Linked DNA regions of Homo sapiens: region 1 is linked to region 2. A link is a loop called in an ENCODE intact Hi-C map of the cell type or tissue named here. Cell type or tissue: dorsolateral prefrontal cortex. All regions are shown on one strand. Links, peaks and the distances in the headings refer to the core of each region. The heading gives the core; the rest is flanking DNA.

Evidence for each region. Hi-C counts contacts between places; a loop is a spot of excess contacts. Peaks named below come from ENCODE experiments on the same cell type or tissue, not always from the same donor. Only the 100,000 strongest peaks of a DNase experiment are listed, where the experiment ranks them.
Region 1: it touches region 2 in a loop (11-fold over the local background); 1 of 110 quality-filtered maps calls a loop at or near these places.

What each region holds. Positions count from the first base shown.
Region 1 is chr12:2,392,433-2,398,452 of GRCh38, forward strand. All of the region lies in intron 3 of CACNA1C (calcium voltage-gated channel subunit alpha1 C), which reads left to right. Among named protein-coding and RNA genes, the nearest start is that of CACNA1C-IT3, 130 kb to the left of the region's middle. In dorsolateral prefrontal cortex, for the core only: a CTCF peak has its summit at 3,137; a DNase peak (open chromatin) is centred at 3,133.
Region 2 is chr12:2,781,477-2,787,496 of GRCh38, forward strand. All of the region lies in intron 2 of ITFG2-AS1 (ITFG2 antisense RNA 1), which reads right to left. It also overlaps the pseudogene RPL23AP14 and the pseudogene CBX3P4. Among named protein-coding and RNA genes, the nearest start is that of FKBP4, 10 kb to the right of the region's middle. RefSeq lists an enhancer at 1,951-2,452. In dorsolateral prefrontal cortex, for the core only: CTCF peaks have their summits at 2,728 (motif pointing left) and 2,935; a DNase peak (open chromatin) is centred at 2,685; H3K4me3 peaks cover 1,689 bases; H3K27ac peaks cover 1,365 bases.

The sequences.
Region 1 (6,020 bases), core at 655-5,654, 390 kb before region 2:
GTCTGGGCACCTAAGCAGACCTTGTCAGCTGCTGGGAAGAAAAAGCATCTGATTTGCCAGCCCCTCGCATGCATCCATCAGCCGGGGGTGGGTTTCTGAGAAACCGTTGTGTCTGGGCCCAAGCTCAAAGCACACTTTTCATTCCTCCCTGAGCTATTTTCCTTATTATTCTTTAGAGGGGATTTGTCATGGGGTGATTTGGTGTCTCCAAGATACCTGGGTTTAAAAAGGTCCTTTGCATTATTCTGCATACAGCGGGACCTGAACTTGGGCTGGAGGAATGTTGCTGATGCCCAGGTGGGAGGCAGAGGATTGTACCTGAGAACTTTTCCTGTGGCCTTTACCTGGGGGAGGAGAGCATGTTGGCAGAATGTTCTCAGGGCTGGCCCCATCGCACATGGATGTGTTCATGGATGAGTTCAGCAGAAGTATGGCAGCTAGGGAGCTTTTCTTTATGTCCATCTGGGCTTTGCTATTTGGCTGAAATTCCTGGACCAATCCTTGTGTCCGTAAGAACCCTGTGTCCTTACCTTGTGTAGACTGTTGACTACTGTTAACCCTCTAGTATTAGCACAGCAAAGTACTGTCGTGCACTTCAAGCCCCTGTACAAACACATGCCCCTCAGCCAGACCTCACCCTGGGAGCTGCTCCGGAGTCAACAGCCCTTGAAAGTGCACTGTCCTGCCTCGTAGCTGGAAGCTAAGGCTGCAGCTTCATCTCCCATGGAAACCTGGGCTCACTAGGAGGGGCAAGGCCTCCAGACCACTGTCTTACCATAGAAGCCGCCTAGCAAACTGCAAACCAAGCAGAAAATGCAGGCTGGGCTGAGGAGGCCTCTAACTGATCACCAGCCAAGCAGAGAAGGGGTGAGTGGCATGTGAATGACTGCTAGCTCTAGGCCTGGACCATGGATTCAAACCCTGCTGGCTGGCCCTCCACCATCTCCTGCTCCAGTGAAGACTGTGGCATCCATTAGTGAGGCTAGAGTACACGCTTCTGACTGTGGAATCCTTCTCATTTTCTGGCTCTGCCATCCACTAGCTGTGTAACTTTGGGCAAGTGTGGCCTGACAGCCGAAAGCTTACCCCCACTCCTTGCTAGCTATATAGCTGAGGGCAAGCCATAGAACTTCTCCGAGCCTCTGTTTCTAGTCTGCAAAAGAGGATAAAAATACTTACTGTGCAGGTTGTTGCAGAGATGAAATGATGTTTATCAAATGCCTAACACAAAGGTTCTGTAGATGCTGCTTCTCTATTCTCTCTGGTTTAAATCCTTGGCAGGTACTCGTTTTCTTACTAAGAAGGTTATAAGATCAAAATTTCTTATTTTAGGGAAGTAAAACTCAGGAAAGGGTTTACATCTCTGAATTAGGCTGAAAAGGGACACTGGGGATTGGTCGTGGAGGCTCACTCCTGTAATTCCAGCACTTTGGGAGGCTAAGGTGGGAGGATCATGGGAGGCTAGGAGTTCAAGACCAGCCCGGGCAACATAGCCAGATCCCATCTCTACATGTCTACAAAAATTAATATAAAAATTACCTGTGTCATGGGCCTGTAGTCCCAGCTACAGGCTAAAGCAGGAGGATCTCTTGAGCCTAGGAGGTCGAGGCTGCAGTGAGCTATGATTGTGCCACTGCACTGCAGCCTGGGCAACAGAGCAAGACCCTGTCTCTAAACAAAAAAAAAAAAAAAAGGAAAAGGAGGGACACTGGAGAAGAAGCTCCACAATTTTCCAAGGTGCCAGGGTGAACCAGCACGGGCCAGGCGGAGGCCTGTCGTCTGCACTCCCACATGGCCCTCCTCCTACTCCTGATGTGGCTTCTCTCTGGTATGGACGCAGGAGCTGGTCCCTGGCCCACAGGAGAAACTTGGACACAGCCATGATAAACGCAGGCTTTATAATCCAAGAGCTTGAAAAGATAAGAGTGACTAATAAATAAAAATTTCTCCATTTCTTCATGCTTGATTTTCAAGGGAAGATGTAGAATAAATTTGAGCCACCTTCCCCTGCAAGTATACCTTTAAATATTAAATATTTTACTTAATTATAAAATCCCCTGCTGTCTGGAGAGAATGGCCACCTTCTCTCCTTAGTGGAAACGATGTCATCGCATTTACTGAGTTTGTGAATGTAAAGTGTTTTCAGACTGTAAAACCCTGGATGGGGTTCTGGAAGGCCTCCTCTCTGGGCCCATCCAAAGGGGTCTTCAGAAGTGCATTGGTGACAAGAATGGCATCAAGTAGGAAGGGCCCCAGGTGTAGAGGGATGGGCAGTGGACACCTCTGTCAGGAAGAGTCTTCCTTATCCAGGGCTATCAGGATCAGGAGCTAGAGCCCACGTTTGGAGAAAACACAAGAAGTAGTACCAACCCAGTGAGTCTCGGGTAAGAAATTGGAGTGGTTTGGTTTCCCATCTCTAACTTGGCCAGATGTACCATAAGCTGTATCTGCAAAGCCAGTGTAAGGCTAGACTTAAGTTCAATTAGGATCCAAATTCTTCACTGTCAACTTGTCTAAGTTTTTGTTTATTTCACTTAGTTTCCTAGTGAAATTTTCATTTGAAAATTCCCAGCCTTATTTATTTATTTATTTACTTATTTTAATAGAGACAGGATCTCACTCTGTTGCCCAGGCTGGAGTGTAGTAGCACAGTCATAGCTCACTGCAGCCTCGACCTCCCAGGCTCAAATGATTTCCTGCCTCAGCCTCCAGAGTAGCTGGGACTACAGGCAGGAAGCACTGTGCCTGCACTCCAGCCTTCTTTTCTTTTCTCTAGCTTTTTTTTTTTTTTTTTTTAAATATTTGAGACAGAGTCTTGCTTTGTTGCCCAGGCTGAAGTGCAATGACATGATCTCAGCTCATTGCAACCTCCGCCTTCTTGGTTGAAGAGATTCCCCTGCCTCAGCCTCCCAAGTAGCTGGAAACACAGGTGTGCACCACCATGCTCAGCTAATTCTTGTATTTTTAGTAAAGATGGGGTTTTGCCATGTTGACCAGGCTGGTCTCGAACTCCTGGCCTCATGTGATCCATCCACCTTGGCCTCTCAAAGTGACCAGCCTTATTTTAACTGAATAAAGGGAAAGGGGCTTTTTTTTTCATGACCCTGAAGACAGAGGGACTCAGTGCGCCCCCAGTGGCCAGAGGCTGTAGTTACAGGGAAAGCAAGTCGGGTCCCTCTGAGCCTCTGGAAGAGCCAAGTGGCTGGCTGCTGGAACCATCCAGGAGAAACCAGATTTTCCAGGCTAGAGCTGTTTCCTTTTTCCAGTCTGAGGCTTCCCATGTATTCCTTTCAACGCAGCACCTCTATGTGCATCCCTGAACCCTATGATCTGAGAAAAGGTAGCCGAACCCCCGACTTTCTCTTTTGCATTGACATTAGCACAGATCTGAGCCACATGAGTAGTTGCTCATACCATTATCTGCCTTTGGTTGAGAAATTAGAAGGTGCTAGGCACAAACACACGTCATCTTATTTAATCTTTACAAGCCAGGATCCGGTACTAGGGTCCCCAGTGTTCAGAGGGATTAATTTGTCAAGATCTCACAGTGAGTAGATTCCAGTCTACCTCACTGGAGCCTGGTGCCCGTCCCCATGGTCTGCACTCCTGGTGTTGAACCTCAGCAGGGGCTGTCCCTGGCCTGCTGAAACAGTTCAGCTGACCAGGAAGTGTGTGTGCGTGGTGTCTTTTGTACAGTCTCAGCCCCTGGGTCTGACACTCTGATGGTCTTTTAGGGTGCTGGGTTATTTCCTGGGGTTCTATCTGTGCCAAGTTGTGTATCTTTCAGTGACACACATCTGTTCAAGCCTTCTGAGTTGGGGAGCAACAGAAAGAGGTGAAGAGAGAAAGCACTCTGGGAAACATGGAAATATTTTTGCAGCCTGATTGTCTCTGCATGCAACACTAGCAAAGCTGTTTCTGCTCCCTTTCGGTGTCCGAGTCAAGGGGACGAAGAGGCCTGCCCAAGAAGAAGAGGGATGATTTTTCTCTTTCTGTGGTTGGGGGCAGAAAGGCGATCCGGCTGCCCAAGTGGTTCAGGTCAGGCTTAACTCGGTCTGTGGCCTCTGGCCTGGGGAATGTGCTGAGCTTTGATTCAGCTAAGCAGTGGCTTGTTGCCCAGGCCTGTGGTCCTCCAAAACACCAGCTGAGGATCCCAAAACTTAGGGCCCTTGTGAACAGGGTGAGTTGTTGTCACCAGGACTTGCCTTGTCACCACCTATTACATTTTCTGGGGACCCAGCAGCCCCTGGCCTATGGCCACACAGCAGGCGCCTCTTGGCCAAGAGCTCTGGCATGAAGCTAGGCCTCTCCAACTATTTAATGTTTCATTAGCGGTTTTCTAAAGGCATGGGGCCAAGCCTGGCCGAGCCACACCATTCAGAAGTACGTGAACACTTCATAAAACCAAACTGTTGAAGGATCCCAAACCCAGGAATCTGGTCACTTGGAGTCCAGGCTGGAGGCCCAGGGCAGGCTGCTGCACTGTCTCAGCTCTTTCTTGGTCTGGATACTTCTGGGCCACACATCTGTCTCTCAAACTGTTTAGCCTGTTAGTAGTTCTAAACTAACTTCTAAATAGTTTATATTTGGGGTTCACCAACCTGTTTTCATATCTGATGAAAGCTTTGGACTTGCCCCAGAAAGAGACATCCATGCACATATGTACAACATTGTGCTTAGAATTGCAAGGTATTCACAAGCCACACTCTAAAGATCATCAGTGGATCCAAGTGGAGAACCCCTGTGCTAAACCACACTTGCTTCCACACTTAAACTCTGGGGACTGTGGAGTGTTATCCATCAAGAAGAGTAAACAGGTATTGGGTTTTGTTTTGTTTGGCTTTTTGCTTGTGTCTTGGATTTTGAATCGAAGTCCTTGAGTGGTAGAATGGGGGCTAGATCATTAGAATCACTCCAGACTTCACAGGTAAGAGTGGGAGCTCAGTTGAGTGACAGGCCCATCCCAGACACAAAGTCACTCCAGGGCAATTATTCAGAGCCCCCAGGAGCTTTCACGCTCTAGGAGCAAGTCAGGTAAGCAGCAGCAACACACGTGCCGCGGAGGCGGCACCTACATTCAGACTCTCATTGCTCTTGATTGACTGGGTGGCCCTGGACCAGTCCAGAGTCCACGGCTCTGGAAATGGTAATCAGGCTTGTGGTTGCAGGGGAATTTATGTGTACCAAGTGACTGGCACAAAACAGAGGCCCAATACACTCAATGCTGGCAGATGATAGACACAGTGGAGCAGCAAAGCTGGTGAGGATGGAAACACCCCATCACCTGTGAGTGGGATTAGAGCGTCTGCAGAGGGCATCCTGCTGGCTTCCCAAGCCATGAGCCTTCTGATAAATCTTACTGCTCTGTCAGAGCCTCTGATTTAGGGGTAGGGAGGGGCAGTCAGGAGAAAGCATAGTTAGCTCTCGGGCAGCTAGCTGTGGCAGACAGCGTGCTTTGTCCCTCAGATGAGTCACAACAAGCGCCCTTGGCAGGCAGGAAGGACTTTGAAGTGTGGTGCCCCAAAGGGCTGGTCCAGGAGGCCCCTGCCTAGCCCCTGGGCCTGTCACTCCTGAATCTCCATCACTGGCCCGAGGGCAGGCCCAGGCTTGAAATAAACTCAGGCCAAGCTGGAGGCGCAATTAGAAGGAAGAGAGCCATTTGGCTTTTTCCAAAAGGTAAGAAGGAGGACTTCTCATTTTTGTGCTTTAAATATCAATGCACTCTTTTGATGCCATTATTTGCATTTTCTGAGTTCCACTGTTCTTGGGCAAAATCCAATAGCCCAGCTCTGAAGGCCTCTTCCACATACGTGCCCCTCCCCTGGAGAATCCCTCACACCTTCTTTGAGCTACCAGGCCAAGAAAATTGTATTGAGCTTTACCTCGTGAAGTTTGCATTTTAAAAGCAAGATGTGTTTTTTCATCTCTAAATATAAAGTTTTCACATTGAATAAGCTTTTCCAAACTATATGCCCTTCATCTGGATACTCTGTGGAAGCAAAGGGCAGCATGGCTGGGTG
Region 2 (6,020 bases), core at 417-5,416:
GCTTCACGACCCGCTCTCCTTGGCCTCCCAAGTGCTGACGTGAGCCACTGTGCCTGGCCTAAGAACATACATGAATGTCCAATAAGCACATTAAAAAGCGCTCAACATCTCTAGTCACTAGGAAAATGTAAATTGATCCACAATGAGATGTCACTTCACACCCACTAGAACGACTATAACCAATCAGCAGATAACAGCGAGTGTTGGAGAGGATGTGGAGAAATCAAAATCCTCATACACTGCCAGTGAAAATACAAAATGGTGCAGGCTGGGCGCAATGGCTCACACCTGTAATCCCAGCACTTTGGGAGACCGAGGTGGGTGGATCAAGAGTTCGAGACCAGCCTGGGTCAGGAGTTTGAGACCAGCCTGACCAACATGGTGAAACCCTGTCTCTACTAAAAATACAAAATTACTTTTTCACAAGATGGCACTGAAAGCAGAGAAGGAAGCTCCTGCCACTCCTAAAGCCAAAGCCAAGGCTTTGAAGGCCAAGAAGGCAGTGTTGAAAGGTGTCCACAGCCACAAAAAACAGAAGATCTACATGTCACCAACCTTCCAGTGGCCCAAGACACTGCGACTCCAGAGGCAACCCAAAGATCCTCGGAAGAGCACCCCCAGGAGAAATGAGCTTGACCACTATGCTGTCATTAAGTTTCTGCTGACCACTGAGCCGGCCATGAAGAAGATAGAAGACAACAACAACATGCTTGTGTTCATTAAGGACGTTAAAGCCAACAAGCACCAAATCAAACAGGCTGTGAAGAAGCTCTATAACATTGACGTGGCCCAATTCAACACCCTGATTCGGCCTGATGGAGAGAAGAAGGCGTATGTTCAGCCATCTCCTGATTATGATGCTTTGGATGTTGCCAACAAAATTGGGATCATCTAAACTGAGTCCAGCTGGCTAATTCTAAATATATGTATATCTTTTCACCATAAAAAAATACAAAATTAGCCGGGTGCAGTGGCACATGCCTGTAATCCCAGCCACTTGGGAGGCTGAGGCAGGAGAATCACTTGAATCCGGGAGGCAGAGGTTGCACTGAGCCGAGATTGCACCATTGCACTCCAGCCTGGGCAACAAGAGTGAAACTCCGCCTCTAAATAAATAAATAAACAAATAAAATGGTGCAGCCACTTTTTTGGAAGATAGTATGACAGTTTCTCAAAATGTTAAAAACAGAATTGCCTTAAACCCAGCAACTTCACTTCTAAGTATGTACCCAGGGAAGATGAAAATGTATGTCCACACAAAGGCTTGTATGTGAATGTTCATGGCAGCACCATTCACAAGAACCAAAAGGTCAAGACAACCCAAATGCCCATCAACGGGCAAAGGGATTAAAACATGGAACATACAATGGAATACTGTTCAGCAATCAAAAGGAAGTTCTGGTGCATGCTACTACATTGATCAACCTCAACAATGCAATGCTTCATGAAAGAAGCCAGATGCAAAAGAACTCACATTGCCTGATTCAGTTTATATGAAATATCCAGAACAGCCTAATATAGAGACAGAAAGTAGACAACTTGTTGCCTAGGGCTGGGGATGAGAATGAAAAGTAACTCTGATGGGCACAAGTTTCTTTCTGGGATGATAGAATGTTCCAGAAGTAGATTTTGGTGATGGTTGCACAATTCTGTAAATATACCAAATATACTAAAAATCATTGAACTGGACCAGTGTGGTGGTTCACATCATCAATCTCAGCACTTTGGGAGGCTGAGGCAGGAGGGTCACTTGAGCCTAGTAGTTTGAGACCAGCCTTGGCAACATAGGGAGACCCCATCTTTCCAAATAATTGAGAAATTTGTTGGGCATGGTGACACACGCCTGTAGTCCCAGCTATTCCGTAGGCTGAGGCAGGAGGATGGCCTGAGCCCAGGAGGTCTCAGGTCTTAGCATGGCCAAGGAGGACAGCCCTCCGTGATCCTCCCCCTTTCTGAGATCCTCCTCCTGCCCCCAGTGCTCTGTGTTCAAACCTGAGCGCACCCTGTAGCATCACACTCAGCCCCGACTCCCCTGCCTGGGGTGCCCTGCCTGGCCTAGGAACCGGAAAAACCTACCCGCTTCCAAGACTCAGCTCAAGCACCTCTTCCTGCTGGCTGTGTGGGGTATAGTTTGTTTGATTGATTGTTTTCAGACAGAGTCTAGCTCTGTCACTCAGGCTGGAGTGCAGTGGCGCGATCTCAGCTCACTGCAACCTCTGCCTCCAGGATTCAAGTGATTCTCGTGCCTCAGCCTCCCGAGCAGCCTGTAGGCACCAGCCACCACATCCAGCTAATCTTTGTATTTTTAGTAGCTACGGGGTTTCACCATGTTGGCCAAACTGATCTCGAACTCCTTACCTCAAGTGATCCGCCGGCCTCGGCCTCCCAAAGTGCTGGGATTACAGGCGTGAGCCACTGCGACTGGCCTCTGCTGAGTGTTTTCTGATACCCCTCCTGGGAACCCCACACTCCCCTGAAGAGCCTTCTGCCCCAGCGCCTCGCCCCGCTGGTCCTGTATGTTTCCATGGCTGCCTCGCCCTCTTAGACCACAGCCTCCTGCAAAGTAGGGCCCCGTATCTCAGTTGGCTTTGCGCTCCCAGTGCCTGGCACAGAGCCTGGCTCCCATGAGCACTCAACGACCCTTGAAAATTGACCGGAATCCCGGACAGCGCCGAGGTAGCGCGGGGAACGGGAGCGTGATCTGCTGCCCTCTCCTGGCAATGTGAAGCATTGTCCTAAGCACAGACACTTCCCTCTCCGCTGTACAAAAACAACTGCAGGATCGGGAAGCTGGAAAAGGAGCTGATGGAGGATGGGGGATATGGATGCTGTCTAAGAGACAAACTGGATTGAGGGGTTGCTGAGACTCTGCCATCTCCCACACTTTTCCCACGTTCGTGGACGCAGGGGCGAGGTGAGTGCTTTCAAAGGAGGATGCATCCTCAGAGAGGCTCTCGCTCCCCCCATCAAACCCTATACTCTTGGATGAGATCTCGCTTGTCAATATATGCGGTTGCCATGTTGTAACTATCACTGCACCTTTAATTCACTTCAGTGAGCGATCACTGAGTTTTTTCCACCATTGTTGTAAAATTTGTTTTGCTCTTGTGTGTAAAAAGACTGTGAATTTAACCACTGGCTTCTCCTGATATTAACTCGGCTTTCTACGGCTGGGAGGTTGTCTCTGACATTCTGGGTTTCTCAGCCTTCTGTCAAAATCCAAATACAGTCAGTCCGCAGTATACGTGGGGGACTGGCTCCAGGACCCTCCCTTGAAGATACTAACATCACAGGTGCTCAAGCCCCTGATACAGAATGGCACAGCGTTTGCAGACAACCTATGCACACCCTGCAAGCTCTTTCTTTCTTTTTGAAGGAATATAAAACTATTTATTGACCACTGTTCACCAGTATTTACAATAAATTAAACAATATATAGTCGAATAACATTCTGCTTGCTACAGAGTTGTTTTTCCTGGCTTTTGCTGAACCAGTAAAGAAAATAGTCTACATGTAAGGAATGAGTCGGGGTGTGGTAGCACTCCTCACACGGGGACACCAGCTGCAGGGGGTCTGTCCTTTGCAGACCTCTGACCCAGTGACAGATGAATGAAGTACACTGACACTCAGATATTCTGCTTTGCCAGTCCAGCTGAGTGTCTCCGAGCCGCTTACAGACTCCAGCAGAGTCCTGTAAACAGTTGCGACTCAGCCCTGACCAGCTAGTGAGACTCACATTTATTGGTAAAGATTTATTGACAAAAGACTTGAGTCAATACCACTAGAGGGTAATTGACATTGTGGACTTCCCAAGTAGAAAGCACTTAAGCACCCACCGTACATCAAAGGTTAATCTTAAGACCATATGAGTAAACAAGCTAGCTAGATAACTTCCCCACATTCTTTTGTTACTACTTTAATCTATTTAACTAAAGGTAAAGGGACCAGGCTGCCTTTAGCCAGATCTATTACCAAAATTATGCAAACTTCTCGGCCTTCCAAGAAGATTTCTGTCTATCTCTATAACAATCCCTAATATTTTTCCCACCAGCCTGACTGAATCTCTACATTGGGGTAAAGAAGAAACATACAGGTCAATAGTTGAGATTACCAAAGGTTGTTCACACATTTATGGCAGCAGGTCCTAGACTGCCAATACCTCTAACCATCTCACTAGGTTTCTATGAGCCAAGTCTTACATATTCCATGAATCATGACTTTAAGTCAATATAGCAACAGAGATTTCAAAATGTTTTTAAGGAATGGCCCACTGGAGAAACTGTCACATGTTCACTTAACTCAGTTTTGTTTAGCTAATTAAAACACACCGGGATGTGTCTTGTTTCCTCATCTGGATGGGGAAACCTCCAGTGATGGCAGTGATAAAATTTTTCCATTTAGGAATTTTGCAAACAAACCACTTCATTTATAGACATAGATGCTTTAAAATTAGCCGATTTAAATTGTCCTATTAAGTAGAATTACTTATTTCCCTTGAAATGTATGGCTTCAGGAAGCTTTTCACTTTAACTTGAAGTGATCATCTCGTAGCTTGCTTAGAATAATGGCATCTCAAAAACATGGGTTTGCCTGTGGCTTTTGTTTCGGTGAATTTTTTTTAAGAAAACATTTACATGTGCATTTTATGTATACACACACAAAATAAATAAATAAATAAATAAAAATCTAGATGGTCCTTAGGCTTATAAGAAAACAAGTTTGGCCAGGTGCAGGGGCTCATGCCTGTAATCCCAACACTTTGGGAGGCCGAGGCGGGCGGATCACCTGAGGTGAGGAGTTCAAGACCAGCCTGACCAACATGGGGAAACCTCATCTCTACTAAAAATACAAAAATTAGCTGGGCATGGTGGCACATGCCTGTAACCCCAGCTACTTGGGAGGCTGAGGCAGGAGAATTGCTTGAACCCAGGAGGCAGAGGTTGCAATGAGCCGAGATCACGCCATTGCACTTCAGCCTGGGCAACAAAAGCGAAACTCTGTCTCAAAAAAAAAAAAAAAAACACAAGTTCTGATGGAGTAATGGAGTAATGACTGAAAATTTCCCCCAACATATAGAAAAGCTGTTCTTTAATGCAGAAGAAATAATACACCATGGTATCAAATGTTCTTTTCTAATAAAGGAAGTAACTACAGAAATCTTTTATTTATTTGTTCAAAGTAACCAGTATTACTGATGAAAAAAAAACCCCAACAACTCTTCCAACACTACTTTCAAAACAAACATATCAAACTTGATTTTCATTAGAATGTAGTTATTTTGTCACATTAGTAAATCAAAAAGCAAGACCCAAATGTTATATATATATATATATATATACACACACATATATATATACACATATATATACACATATATATATACACATATATATACACATATATATACACATATATATATATACACATATATATATTTTTTAACGTGAACAATTATTGAGTTTCATCTTCTGGACAAAAATGCCAAGTTAGTCTCTCTTCATAAAAAGCAATTACTGGCCAGGCATAGTGGCTCACGCCTGTAATCCCAACACTGTGGGAGGCTGAGGCGGGCTGATCGCTTGAGGCCAGGAGTTTGAGACCAGCCAACCCAACATGGTGAAACCCCATCTCTACCAAAAACACAAAAATTAGCCGGGCGTGGTGGCGAGCACCTGTAATCCCAGCTACTTGGGAGGCTGAGGCAGGAGAATCACTTGAATCCAGGAGGTGGAGGTTGCAATGAGCCAAGATCATACCACTGCACTCCAGCCTGGACGACAGAGCAAGACCGTCTCCAAAAAAACAGCAGTTACAACTGAGAAAACTGCATACTTGCTTCTTTTGCCAGCATGAAGTCTGCCTCACCTGAATCTTTCCACCTCATGAGAAACATCCATTTTCCGCTGCCATCTGTGGCACCAATTACTCTTTCAGGATCAAGACCTGTGGCAAATCCTCTTGGTTTGTCAGCAGCATCTCTTTTCTTCTGTGATTTGCTGACATCAGATTCACTGTGAGAT